Linked DNA regions of Homo sapiens: region 1 is linked to region 2. The links are chromatin loops, found by intact Hi-C in ENCODE. Cell type or tissue: ascending aorta. All regions are shown on one strand. Links, peaks and the distances in the headings refer to the core of each region. The heading gives the core; the rest is flanking DNA.

What was found. A loop is a pair of places that touch in the nucleus more often than their neighbours do. Peaks named below come from ENCODE experiments on the same cell type or tissue, not always from the same donor. Only the 100,000 strongest peaks of a DNase experiment are listed, where the experiment ranks them.
Region 1: it touches region 2 in a loop (4-fold over the local background); 17 of 110 quality-filtered maps call a loop at or near these places.

Annotation. Positions count from the first base shown.
Region 1 is chr10:75,540,070-75,546,555 of GRCh38, reverse strand. All of the region lies in intron 2 of LRMDA (leucine rich melanocyte differentiation associated), which reads right to left. Among named protein-coding and RNA genes, the nearest start is that of MIR606, 9.1 kb to the left of the region's middle. In ascending aorta, for the core only: no CTCF peak of the experiment used is centred there; DNase peaks (open chromatin) are centred at 1,962 and 3,405; H3K4me3 peaks cover 792 bases; H3K27ac peaks cover 1,144 bases.
Region 2 is chr10:75,405,101-75,411,586 of GRCh38, reverse strand. It overlaps ZNF503-AS2 (ZNF503 antisense RNA 2), which reads right to left. Exons shown (of 2, transcript NR_024421.1): 2 at 2,605-4,332. LOC101929234 (a long non-coding RNA gene) reads right to left here and starts at 2,430. Exons shown (of 3, transcript NR_110304.1): 1 at 2,147-2,430; 2 at 1,403-1,457; 3 at 263-1,295. RefSeq lists enhancers at 3,897-4,637, 4,638-5,377, 5,378-6,118, 5,706-6,486, 6,119-6,486. In ascending aorta, for the core only: a CTCF peak has its summit at 3,441; DNase peaks (open chromatin) are centred at 1,926, 2,476, 3,246, 3,516 and 3 weaker places; H3K4me3 peaks cover 3,652 bases; H3K27ac peaks cover 3,895 bases.

The DNA of each region.
Region 1 (6,486 bases), core at 913-5,912, 130 kb before region 2:
AAATACAGATAAAAAGGAAAAACTGCAATCATCCTTGATCCCAACACTAGAAATAACCAGTTGATATTCTGATGTATAGTCTTCTCTTCTTTTTTTCTATGCATACATATGTTTATTTCAAAATACAATTGGGATCAATAGTGTACACAGTGTTTCATAACCTGTGTACACATATTTTTAAGCTTATGAATAGTTCATAGATATTTTCCTCTACCATTAAACATTCTTCAAAAACATGATCTTTGAAGGCAGCAAGGTCTGCTGTTCTATGGTTACATCCCCCACTGTCCTCACCCACCATCTTGCAAATGGAGAATGCTTGAAACACTAGAGCTCAGTAAGATCACTGAAACCAGAAAATGTGTGTGGAATCAGTTGGCACCATGCCCAACACTGGTCAACACTCAGTAAATGTTCTCTCATTCCTCCTCTGGGTGTCTATTGTCTTTAAAGAAACTTCATGAAAGATTCCAACTTACACCATAAAATAAGGCTTCCCAGCACCAAAAGAGCAGAAGCCCAAGACCTTCTGGATAAAGCTTCTGCTCTTTCCATTTGGTTCCCGGCTCAAGATTTTGGATAACCATCATAACAGAGTTCCTGTGAGTTTCATGGTCGTTATAAACTATAATCCTACTTAACTCTTCCTAAGACCTTCCAGAATCCAGAGCTCTCACATTGGAATTTTTGTCACTAAATATTTCTCTAATTATTTCAGACATGTTGGACTCTCCTTCCCAACCAGATTTAAGTTCTAGACCATGAAGCTTAATACTGTAAGCTGAAACAAGCTTAATACTGCAGAGAATACAGGACTTAGGGTCAGGAGACCTGGGTTCTAGTCCCAACTTTGACTCTTACCAGCTATCATCATTTTGGGTAATCTCCCCTCTCTGGGGCTCAGTTTTCTCATTGGCAAAATGTTAGTAAGATGATCTCCAAGATTCATGTCACCACCTTTAGGACGGCAACCAATTTCTACATAGTTGTCATATATTAACTAAGGTCTAGTGTAAGCCAGACACCTATTATGTCCACAGTGTCCTATGATATCAGTACTGTCACTTGTCACATGTAGCAGAGAAAGAAACTGAGGCTTAGAAAGGTTAAGCAACAAGCCCAAAGTCTGCAGTATAACCATCATCTTGATCCAAGTGTGTGTCTAAAGCCTATGGTAACAACCAGGAAGCTGCACAATTCTCAAATTTTTTTCTTTCTGCCCAACCCCCCAGACCAGCTCCAAACTCTCCGTAACACTTGATTAACAGATTGTAGTTTCTGACTTAATTGATGGACTTTTACCAAGATCTCATTTCTATATGTCATAGTGCTAAACAAAAAAGACATTTCAGACGTGATAATTATTTGTTGTGGGAGCTGTCCTGTGCATTGTTGGATGTTAAGCACATTCCTGGCTTCCCCGGACTACATACCAGCAGCAACCACCCCACCCCAAGTTATGACAAATCAAATGTCTCCAAAGAGTGGGGGAGAATGCCTCCCCACACTGAGAACCGCTTCTCTGAAACAAAACATACTGAAAACACAGGAAAAATAATAAAGACAAAAGAATAAAAGCATTGGGCTAATACCTACACAAATAGTAAAAACAGAAATGTAATCAAATAATTAAATGAGATTCTAACAGCACATCCCTACTTTAAAACATCTGACTTAGTGGTGAGCTTGCACTAAATGAGAATAACACTACGATCAAAAGGACAAGTTGTATACCTTAAATGTATACCATTTTTATTCGTCAATTATACCTCAATAAAGCTCAAAAATGAAAACATTTCGATTGTTTCTCCTTAAAATGAAACATTGCTTATTATAGAGATTTCAAATCATGCAGAAAAAAAAAACAAGAAAGTTTTTTAAACACACACAAAAAAAGAATAACATTACAGCAATGCAGCAGGAAGTGTTTATACTCTTGCCCCAGTGCTTAAGGTCAGGGGAGGGCCAACTCTTTGACAGCTGGGATCATGCAAGAGGCAGTACCTTCCTCTCTAAGTCATAGCAGTGAATAGGAAGACAAGAAAAACTGTCTTTCGAGCACCCTATATCCAAGTCAGAATTCTGAAGGTTTTTTCCAGTAGATCCAATGCTATAATGGTTAGGTTCCCAGGCTAGCCTAAAAAATTCCACTTACCCAAAATAATCCTTTTCATTTTGCAGAAATAAATTTTGTGAGATAGTTTAGAAACCTACCATCATTTAGTCCTTCATTTTTTAAGAATAATTCTAAATATGTACTACCAATTAACAATAAATGTAGGGAGTTAGGGACTAAATGTAAGGTAAATAAACACAGCCAAATCTTTTCTCTACCTATTCTCCCAGAAGCTCCATTAATACTAATCTGTATCTTTTCTCGTAGGTTCACCATCAAAACTTATCAAATGAGTGTGAAGACACACACATGGACACAAACACACACACAAACGCATGTGCACGAAGCTTCATTTCTGAAGTGAATCTGTAGTTGAGTTTTTAAGGATGTCCCTGGCACTCCTTTGAAGTTGGTTCTTGGTGTGAAACGATGGACACAGGTGGGGTGAGGGACCCCAACTTTAAACATGCCAGAAAGCACAAGCCACAGCAAGGAAGCACATTCAGCGACACTTGTATCAGAATTAGTAAGTTTCTGTCACTGAAAGGAGTGAAAATCCAGAGGAGTGAAAATCATCAGGGACATTTCAGCTTACTGTCATGTTTCATAGACAAAATTACATTCCAGGAAGAAAGGAGTAAGGGGAGAAGGGAGAGGAGGTGTAGGGAGGGAGGAAAAGCTGCACAAAAGTTCTGAAATATATCAATGTCCAGAAATGGGAAAGGAAAAAAATAAAAATAAATCTTTGGAGAATTTAAAAAACATGAAATAAAATATCTATCTTATTTCAGAATCCTGGAGTAAATAATATTTCTGATGTTCCCATAGAGAGTCAAATCCGGCCAGCAAAACAAACACAAATACAAATAAATACTGGGCTGGTGAATTAGGGAAGGTACACAGAGGAATTTAAAAATAGGACGAGGGTTTTGTTCAGAAATGGGATCCTTCCTCTCTCCTCCTCCCCACTTCCATTTTTTTTTCTTGAAGTAAAATCCATTATTTTGAAAACACCATTAGAAATCCTAAAGAAATAGCAAAACACAGTATTGTGGTATTCCAAAGTAATATCTCTTGTTTATAACCATATAAATTTAGCCCCTGGCACTACAGGGCTTATATAATAGAATAGAGTTATTTTAACAGCGCCCTGTTAAAGAAGAAGCAAAATGTTCAGCTCATTTTCTCCAGTGGGAGGGACCCATGGCCTCATGCGAGAGAGGGAACATGCCTAAGTCATTACTGCGGGAAAGCAATCCGTCAAAGCTGGGTTGCTCTGGCATGGCCAGCACCACTGGTGAGATCAGAGAGGCAGCCTCTGCTTGCAATTACCAGGGAAGGACCTTGGCTCTAGGCAGCCTGCTATCAATTACTACCCTGGCCTCGCGCTTGGACTTGTCAATTTCCCAGTGTCTTCTGTTTTGTAACAGTAAGAAAAAGGGCTCCTCCTGACTGATTCTTGGAAGTTTCTCATGTGTTGTGTCACTCCTCGGTGTCATTAACAATTCAATTAAAATTTCACAGCACACAGGCAGGCTGCGCCGGACAGTGGCAGGAAGGGGCCTGGTAGAGGAGATTTCCGAAGGGCCTGCAATGGGGCCACGTTGGATCAAGCGAAACCAATCTTGAAATTTCTTTGATTTCTCAAGTCAGGCCTGCATGTGTCTCCCATATGACATGACGCTGGCTGTCATCTTGACAGGACGACATGTTTGATATTCTCACCCCATTGGGGGTGTAGTGATGGAAAGGAATTTTAGGCTGGCTAGAAACAAAAATCTTGTACTATTTCACTAAATGTTTTGGCTCCACAATAGATAATTATAAATATTCGCAATCAGCTCTCTTAATCTGCAGTGAGTTCTAGAAACTTCTTTTTCTCTATTTGTTTTTTTATTGGGTCCCTCTATTTTCTTGCTTTTCAGAGTGGGGTTGTCTAGAAGAAATGAGAGACAGAGCATCAATCACAATTAAATTCTTCAGGAAGGTAAGATGACTAGGAATGCTAAACAGGATGGCTGGAAACTAGAAAGACTTGCTACTGTCATTATTAACTCTGTGAAAGTGCAAACACTCCTTTGTCTTGCTGAATGATGGAGCTACACATGCTCACGTGCTTTTAAGCGTCCCAAGGGTTTAGGGAAAAACCAAAAAAAAAAAAGTTTCAGGCTTAAGACTTCTGAGGCAGCTTTCTCTCTAACCCCCTCAATGAGTTTAGTCATGCAAGGAAAGATTCTTTAAAGTTACCAAAGACTTTGTTTAATGCCCAAGAAAATGCAGACTGTCAGCACCCTTTGTCAGGTTTTGGTGGCTTAAGCCCATTCTCCAATACACTGGTGACCCTCCACCCTCATTCACTAGTTTCTTTTTGACATCAAGCGCTGGATAATTGTTTGATTTCCTTCTAGGTAAAAGGAGATTAAATGCCCAGCTGCAACAGCTGACATACAAAAGGGAAAATATAGTTTAACCACCATATTTATCAAGATAATTTTTCTTCCACACACTGATTAATAACATTAGCCAACATCCCCTTTGGCTTGGGGAGAGAGAGGTGGGGAGAGACATGTCCCCCTCAGAGTATCAGAAACAGGAGTTGACAGTTCAAGGCAAAAATGATTTGCATGTAAATTCTCATCAAAAGCAAGTCTGCACCCTGAAGTTGTCAAGTTTTGCTACCAATTTGACACTTAAATGGGCTATAGCAAAACTTGATTTAAACTGAAGAGGAAAAAAACATGGCAACTCAATTACCCCCTAGCAGATCGGATCTGGCAGCTGAGGTCAAACTTTTCACCCTGCCATTACATTTCTCAATACCTGATGCTTTAAACAAACACTATGTATTCCTCCTACAATCCTGGAGGAAAACGCATTTCTCAGGGCTCCCTACTGTGCCCCAGATTAAAAAATAAATTTCACTTGTGTGGGATCTGGGGCCATTTTCTCCATGTAAATTTCTGAATAAATCAGGACTTAAGAAATGGCCTTTTGCACTGGGAAAAATAGTCTCTGCTTAAAAAAAAAAAAAAAAAAAGTTTGTGGGGAAGATTTGTGGAGTATTAAAAGATGACTTAAAAACAAATATTCCCATAACATTAGAGGCAAAACGGTGACCTGTTTTTAGTTTGCTTTTAATATATTTCATATTTGAGCTTAGGCTGAACAGCACATTAATTCAGCAGGGAGAAAAACAGCTAGCTAGTTCCAAATCGGCTCCAAATTTATGGAGGACAAAGTATCTCATAAGGCCCTGGGACAAAGGCTCAAATCCAGGAAAGACCCAGTTGGCCTCTGGGAATTCCGTCCCACCAGGGTTTGAATGCTGCGGTTGCCTAGGCTATTCAATCCCTGCAAGAGTTCTCATTCCTGCAACAACTATTTAAACCAACAGTTGTTAAAACTCTTCTTATAAGTGCCCTAAAGCAGATCCAAAACTGTTTTTTTCCTTTTTAAAAAAAAAACAACAAAACTTGTTTCCCTAAGTTTGTTTTAAGCTCTTCCTGTAAAAGCAATGAGTTTATTGACTCTGCATTCACCATAATTTCTAGTTCTTATAACAGGTAGCCAGGTAACACATAGGGAATTATTTTACTTTTTTAGCCAATAAACACATTACATATTTACTGGATGCCAGGCACTCTTCTGAACACTAGGGGCCCAAACATGAGTAATAGCTGCTTACAGTTGGGAAGACAATCACATACACAACTAATTACAATAGTGTGGGATAAGCACTGCAAGAAAGTAATATTCAAAGTATATGAGAACACATTTAACTAAGGGATTCAGTCTGGGGGAGTGAAAGTTTCAAATTCCCCTGGTGACTGGGACTTTACCTATATTGGCATCCAGCAAATAGTGGAGCAGAGTGCTAGTGGGGAGGTAAGATCTTTCTACAGAAACCAGCCAAGTGGAAATAAGAAAAGCCTGTTTGGCCAGGTGCTAGATAGGGGAAGACAGTATGGTGATAAAACGAGAATCCTATGGCCACACACATGGGACAAATGTATGAAATCACATTCCTCTTGTGCCTGGTCTTCCTATAAGCCTATCATGCCAATCCCCAAACTTGGAGCATGCCCACCATTGGTGTTGTACTTGCTTTGCTGTTACTCAAACATGCCAAGCTTGTTCTGGCCCCAGGGCCTTTTCACTTGCTGTTCCCTCTGCCAGGTTCCCAAACCTTTGCACAAGCTATCTCACCTTCAGCTCTTTGCTTAAATGTCACTTCTCAGAGCAGCCCTCCCTGACATCTCTACCTAAAATACGCTCCCACACCCACTTCTGAGGCACCTAACCCTTTACTCCTGCTTTATTTTCAATATGGTATAATGTTGCTACCAGAAATTTTATTATCTGTTATTATT
Region 2 (6,486 bases), core at 925-5,924:
AGTGTTACACTGTATCATAGGGAGCCACTGAAGAGTTTTGAGTAAGGGAATGATGTGGTCAGGAAAATTAACCCAGCAGGAGTATGTATGATGGATTAGAGGCAGGAGAGGTGGAGGATGGGCAGAACAATTAGAAGGTTCTTGTAGCAGCAGTTAAGTCAGAAACTAGTAAGAACTGAACTGTGATAGCAATAATATGTGAAGAAAGGAAGAGGAAAGGGGGTGCAGGCTAGAGCCTTGAGACATACATGCCCAACACTGGGAGATGGTCGTGGGTGGCATGGTTTTCCATTAAATTGTGTCAACCAACACATCTTGCATCTTGAAACCCTGAATAAATGGCTGTAATCCATGCATATTCCTCTTCTCCAACCTCCTCCAGCATCCCCTTATTTGACATTTACAATAAAGGCATTCAAAATAACATATGTTTTCATGAGATTTGTATCATCGCCCTCATTAAGTTGAGAACATCTTGGAATGTGAGACCATGGAGAATACTTACTGGTGGCCCCAAAAAGGGCAGTTTCATTCGTTCATCATAGTTGGTGGTTTATACAAATGTTCCTTCTTCATTTGTTCCTTGAAGGAACGGCCCTAGTCCCTACCCCCTGGGAGTTTACCATCCAGTGAAGCGGACAGACTCTCAACAGGAAATTCTATTATAAGTGAGGGTAATGGGAGGCGGGAGGATGCAGGAAAGTGATGTGTGAGCTGAGACCTGAAGGAAGAGTATGCGCAAGCCAGGTGAAGAGAAGGACAGGTCATTCCAGAGAGACAGAGAAAAGCAGGAGCAAAGCCCTTGAGGTGGGGAGTAGCATGGCACATTTGAGGAACTAAAAGGAAGCCTTGGGTAGCAGGAGTTCCAGGTGAGGGGGTGTGGAGGCAGACAAAGGCAGAAAGGCAAGCTGGGGCAGAGCCAGTGTAGACCCGCCAGCCAGGGGAGGCAAGCTCAACTTGTTCTCAAGAACAATGGGAACCCGGATGCCTTTAAGCAGAAGAGAAACATGGTTGGATTTGCTTTTTAAAAAAAGAGCATGCTGGCTTGGGCTGGGACTACAGGGAAACAGCAAGGAATGCTCAATGGTCCGGTTTTCCCATTAGGCTGGGAGCTGGCCAGGGGCTGAGATGACCCCATGCCATTTATACTGTTCTCCTCTGTGCAGATCTCCCTCCTGCTCTGCACTGGCTTCAGCTGCAAATGGTTGTGGTTAACAGGCTGGTACTCCCCCATCAGAAAAGTAGAATTCTCCCTCCAATACTCCCCCAGAGTAAGGAGTTGGCATGCCCCAGATCTGAAGGAAAGAAGGGATGAGGATGGGATGCGGGTGAGGCAAGGCAGATTTCTTCTCTCTGTGCCTCAATTTCTTTATCTATGAAATGGGGCATTCATGGTACCTACCTCAGAGAGTCGCTGTGGGCGAGGACATAATTCATACAAAATTTTTAAATGGCACCTGGCACAAAATGAACAATCAAAAAGTGTTAGTTTTTGCTTTTGTTCTTCCTGAAAGATAGGTGGGACCCTATGAGCACGGACTATATTCCCCACTGTCCAAGAGGACGGCTGATCACATCCGCAGAGAGAGCGTGAGGACCCCTGGGCCAGGCAGGTGTCAGGAGTACCAAATGACCTAAGTTTCAACAAATCTCACGTGCAAGTTTGGGCCTGGGATCCTAGTCTGCAGATGCTTCTGTTCCTATGACTTAAAAAGAGAGTACCCCCAGGTGAGGAAAAGGGAGCCGCCCTGTGCCCTCCTGCGAAACCCGGTTCAGCCCGAGGCCTCCGGGGTTGGGGGCGCGACTGGGGGGGCGCCGTGGCCTGAGATCCAGCTCCGAGTCGGTGGGGGCGGAGCCTGGCCTGGAGCGGGCGGGCCCGCGCGGCGGAGGGGCGGGACCGGCGCGGCAGCCCGCAGCCCCACCCCCAACGGAAGTGCCGCCGGGCCCGCCCCTCCCTCCTGAGGCCCGTTCCCCTCGCCCCTCCCTCGGCCCACTCTTCATGGCTCAATTTCGGCTCCCGGAGCTGGTTCTACCAGGGCCCCAGCACCGGTCCAGAGAGGAGGCCCCGGGTCCGCGCGTCTGGTTGTGTCGGGCGGTGCTCTCTGTCCTTCTCACTCCCCAGCCCTCCCTTCCATTTCTCGGTTACCTGCGCGGCTGCAGGCGCCGCCGGGGACTGCACAGGTAAAAGTCTCGGCAAGTGAGGGCGCAGGTGTGGGCGCCTCCTGGGCCAGGCGGGCAGGGGAGAGGCCGACGGCACGTGCCTGGCTCTAAAAAGATTTTTTTTTTTTAACAGGGATTGTATTGACAGTGGGGGCTTGGGGAGGGCAGACACGGACCCTGGGAGCGCTGCAGGGCACTGGGGGGAGAGAGGGGCGGGACTGAAGCCCCGGAGATTGGGGGCCGGTTCCTTTACGGCCCCGCAGCTTGCGCAGGCTCCGTGGTGCCTGGGAGGTGGTGCGCCGGTTGGGTGGGGGCGGGTCCAGGCCGCGGCGTCGGAGAATTGTCCCCCATCCAGTCCCCGCGATGACTGGGTTTTGACAGCCTCCCCTCCCGAGCGCGCACATTCCCAGGTTTGCAGAATGAAAATCAATAAAATCGATGCAGTGGCAAAGAACGCGAAACATGTTGGGTTATTATTATTATTTGTGTTTGTTAAATTTTTTTTCTTTAAACTTTTTTCTTATAAAAGGTGGTTTCAGCTTGGATAATGGCCTCAGAGAGGGACGAAAAACGCCCCCTGGTTTCCCAGCAGGGTCCGGGGACCCGTCTTAGGTCCCAAGCCTCGAAAAACGTCCCAGGGCGGCTGTGCGGGGTCTGGCGGCGGGAAAGAAGCCCGGGGCACGCTCGGTTTCCGGATACGGCTATTCACCGCACCTCACCCTCTGCCCTTTAGGGAGATGGCCCCCCTCCACCGATATTTCCCCGGTTCACCACCCCCACGCCCCGGGAACCGCGCCTCCTCCCCTCCCCCGCGCTCTCCCCGGCGCTTTAAGTAATGATATTTGCATGCAGGGAGCGATTCATAAATATGTCAGGGCTGGTGAAATATAGGCAACATTTCAAACTTTCTATTTAAAAAACATGAATTATGGCCGCGGAAAATGTGTTCCCATTTAAAGGCGATACGAAGTATTTGGTGTCTCGTCCCCGGGCCCATCCATCACGCAGACAATAAAGAGAGTTTTTCGCCCTGACACCCGCGATTTATGGGCGCCCTTCTCTGCCCTCATCACTCACGCGCCGCGGCCGGCCTGGCGACAGGCCCCGCGGAGAGACGCGCGGCCGCCCCCGCGCGGGCCAGCGCGCGCACTTTGCGCCCTCGCTGGCCCCGCAAGATCTCGGCTCCCAGAGGGAAGCACCCGCTCCCAGGAGTTGGGGGATCGGTCTTGAGGGTCTGGGCAGCCGAGTGGGAGCAGAAACCACACTGGTCCTCCCACCCGCGCAGCCTCTCAGGGCCGGGGCCGAGCGCGCCGCGGCGGGGTTTTGCTAGCCTTTGCTGTGTCCTGGCCTCAACGGCGCCGCGCCGGGAAGTTTGCAGGGCAGGCGGCGGGAAGTTATTTAAGCACTGGCTCGAAGTGAGGACAGAGAACTGGGCAGGGGGTTACCCAGGCCAATTCTTGGGCCATTCCGCCCCAAGGAACATGGAGCTGTCCCCAAGCTTTCTTGAGCCCCGCCGGGCGGACGCTTCTCGGCTAATCTTTCTGCAACTTTTACAAAGCTGCCTCCTCCCCAGTTTGATCTCTGCAAACACATCCTGGGCGTCCGCGGCAGCTTGGAAACTATTTTTACCGTCTGGGGCCGAGGAGTTGCATTGAAATAAGGAAGGCGAGGCGCCTTCTCTAGCGTTTCACCCCGGACCAGGCTGGGTCACCCAGTGGCCTCTTTGCTCCCCCGCCCCACCCTTCGTGCGCCTTCCAGAGCCGCCATCGAATCTCTCTTGCTAACTTGCAGCGCTCTGGGGGTTCTCCAGACACAGGCGCAGGAGGGAGCCTTCGTCGAGGAAAGTTCCGGCTACCTCTGTTGGGGAATTTGCTTTCATTTTTCACCGCGGGCGAACCTGGCCAGGCGGGTTTCCGAAGCACTGGCAGAGGTGGGGGCTGCCAGGCACTGCCAGGCAGCGAGAGGCCGCTCGACCTGGGGGCGCCGCTTGTCCAGCCTCCCTCGGAGGGCAGACTTGCAGCCACCCGGGCACTAGAAACCACCTCGAGTCCTGCGTTGGGCCGAGGTGTCGGCGTACACGCGAGCCGGGAGCCGTTTCTTGCAGGATGCCTGCGAGCTGGATGTATTCGGATAAATGCAGCGCAAACGACAGCCAGAGAAATCCCGTCGATTCTAAAAATGACAAGGTTGAATTTATTAGACTGAGAGTCATGTTTAAGTGCAGGGAGATGAAAATTATACAAACAGCTCCACGTCCAGTGTGAACACCACTGATCGCTTCCAGCTTCTAGGGCATGTAATTAACACATCTGAATATTTAGATCTAGAGAGAAATATAAAAATACTCTTAAATTCTCCGTGTGTGGACATATATTTCAGTTGAAAACATTCTAGAGCAAGTGTCCTTTACAGCCCCTGCTTGGGTGTCATCTGGGCTGGAGATAGAACTTATGTTCAAATAACCACCCAGAGAATATTATCTATAACCAGAGTGAGTCCCGCATCGCTGAGGGTTACGGTATCTACAGATCTTTAAATATCTGCAGCGTGGCAGAGGTGAAATAAATGTATTTAAGAAAAGCAGGCGCGAAGATAACCGAGCCACTGTGTCCAAACAATATTTCTGGGCATGGAAATAAATTTCCTACAAGGTCGGCAGTGGAGAGTGCAGACAAATGGAGAGGCTTTGGGAAACCCTGTGTGGGGGCCACCGGTCCTGGACCCCATGCACCATGCAAGTTGAAGTGGGCTCTATTGGATGTCCGTGGCCTCGGACTGCGGCGTGACTGCTGCGAGAGGCTCGGCCCTGACGCCCAATACTGCAGCGCTCTGGGGGTCCTCCGAGATACAGGCGCGGAGAGCCTTCGCGGCGCACTGAACCCGACATATGAGGTGGCAGGCCTGGGCTCCCTCGGGCAGCCCTTTCGTCACAGACACTTCAGCTACCCCTCAATCCTGGCTCCACCTGGCTCCGGCAGTGGCCGTTTGGGCCTACAGATGTGGAGGAAGAGCGCAGAAAAAGGCGGGTCCGGCTCGATTCCGAGGCATCCCAAAGCAGGAAGCCGGAGGCCACTGGGAAGAAGGCCACGATTTTTGCGCCTTCTAGAAGCGAGGCCCCACCCAAACTCTTGGGACACTAACTTGAGGCCACAGAGGCAGTTATCTGGGTGTATTTACTTGTATCAGGCACCCACCCACACACACATAGTCACTACTGAGGCCTGGATGCCCCCTTGAGTCTTATCTACATATTTGAAAAGCCCGGGCAACGCCAACAGCGAGGTCGGCAACGTTACAGCTATGAAATTCCAAGGCAAAATACTAATTCCAGAATAGGACAACTGTCCACCAGTCTCTCTCCCTCTTTTTCCTCTTCACCCCTCCAAACCCACCCAACCCTTAAACAGGCGCAGAGCTTCTCAGAGCCCCTGCTCGGAAAGAGATTATAGAGGACTTTGCCATGAGTTTCTGGGAACTGCACACTCCTGGGGCAACCCGGGAGAAATAACCCGGGCCCTGAGAACATCCTACTCCAGGCAGTGTGGCTGCGCAAGAAAGGTTTATACGGCACACCAAGAAGAGAGAGCCAGAATGGGAAATACTCCCTGGCAAGTAAAAAAAAGGGAAAAGGAAAAGGAAATGAAGGAAAAAGATGGGGGAGCCCAGAAAGACGCGGGAGAGAAAACAAAAAGAAGGGAGGAAGAAAATAAATGAGAGCCGAGGAGAGCGCAGGCCGTGGCGAGACCCCGGGCCGGGCCGCGGCTCCTGCACGCCAGGCTTCTCCCCTGCCCCGAGCAGCGGCGAGGGCCGCGCGGGACTGTCCCCTACTGGCCCCGCGAATCTGGGCCTTGCTCCCAGTCAGGTGGGGCGGACCTGGGTGCAGAGGCCTCCGCGCGCGCTTTCTCTCCCCGCTCCCAGGGACCGCGAGGCGGGGCAGGACAGGGGTGGGGAGGCCCCCGGGGGCGCGCGCCAGTCCGGGACTGTTTGGGTGCTCTGGGCCAGGCTTTCCAGCTCGCCGGGCCTGACCTGTCAGGCGGATTATCTTCGAGGGAGATTAATAGGGGAGGCGGGCTGCAATAATAATCGTTTTGTTTGATGTGACAACTCTGATAGGCGTTGATTTACTTACAAACTGATAGGCTTTTAATTGAGCGCCTCCGCCGAGCCCGAGATGAAAGGGAAGCGGCGGTGAAAGGCGGCCCGCCTGCCCTCCGGCCTCAATACTGATTAGCCATCTCGACAGTGAATAGTTCAAGGCATTTTCAAACTTTTTTCCTCAGCTCTTTCCCCTTCCTTCTCCTCCTCCCACCCCCTCCTCCAATATCT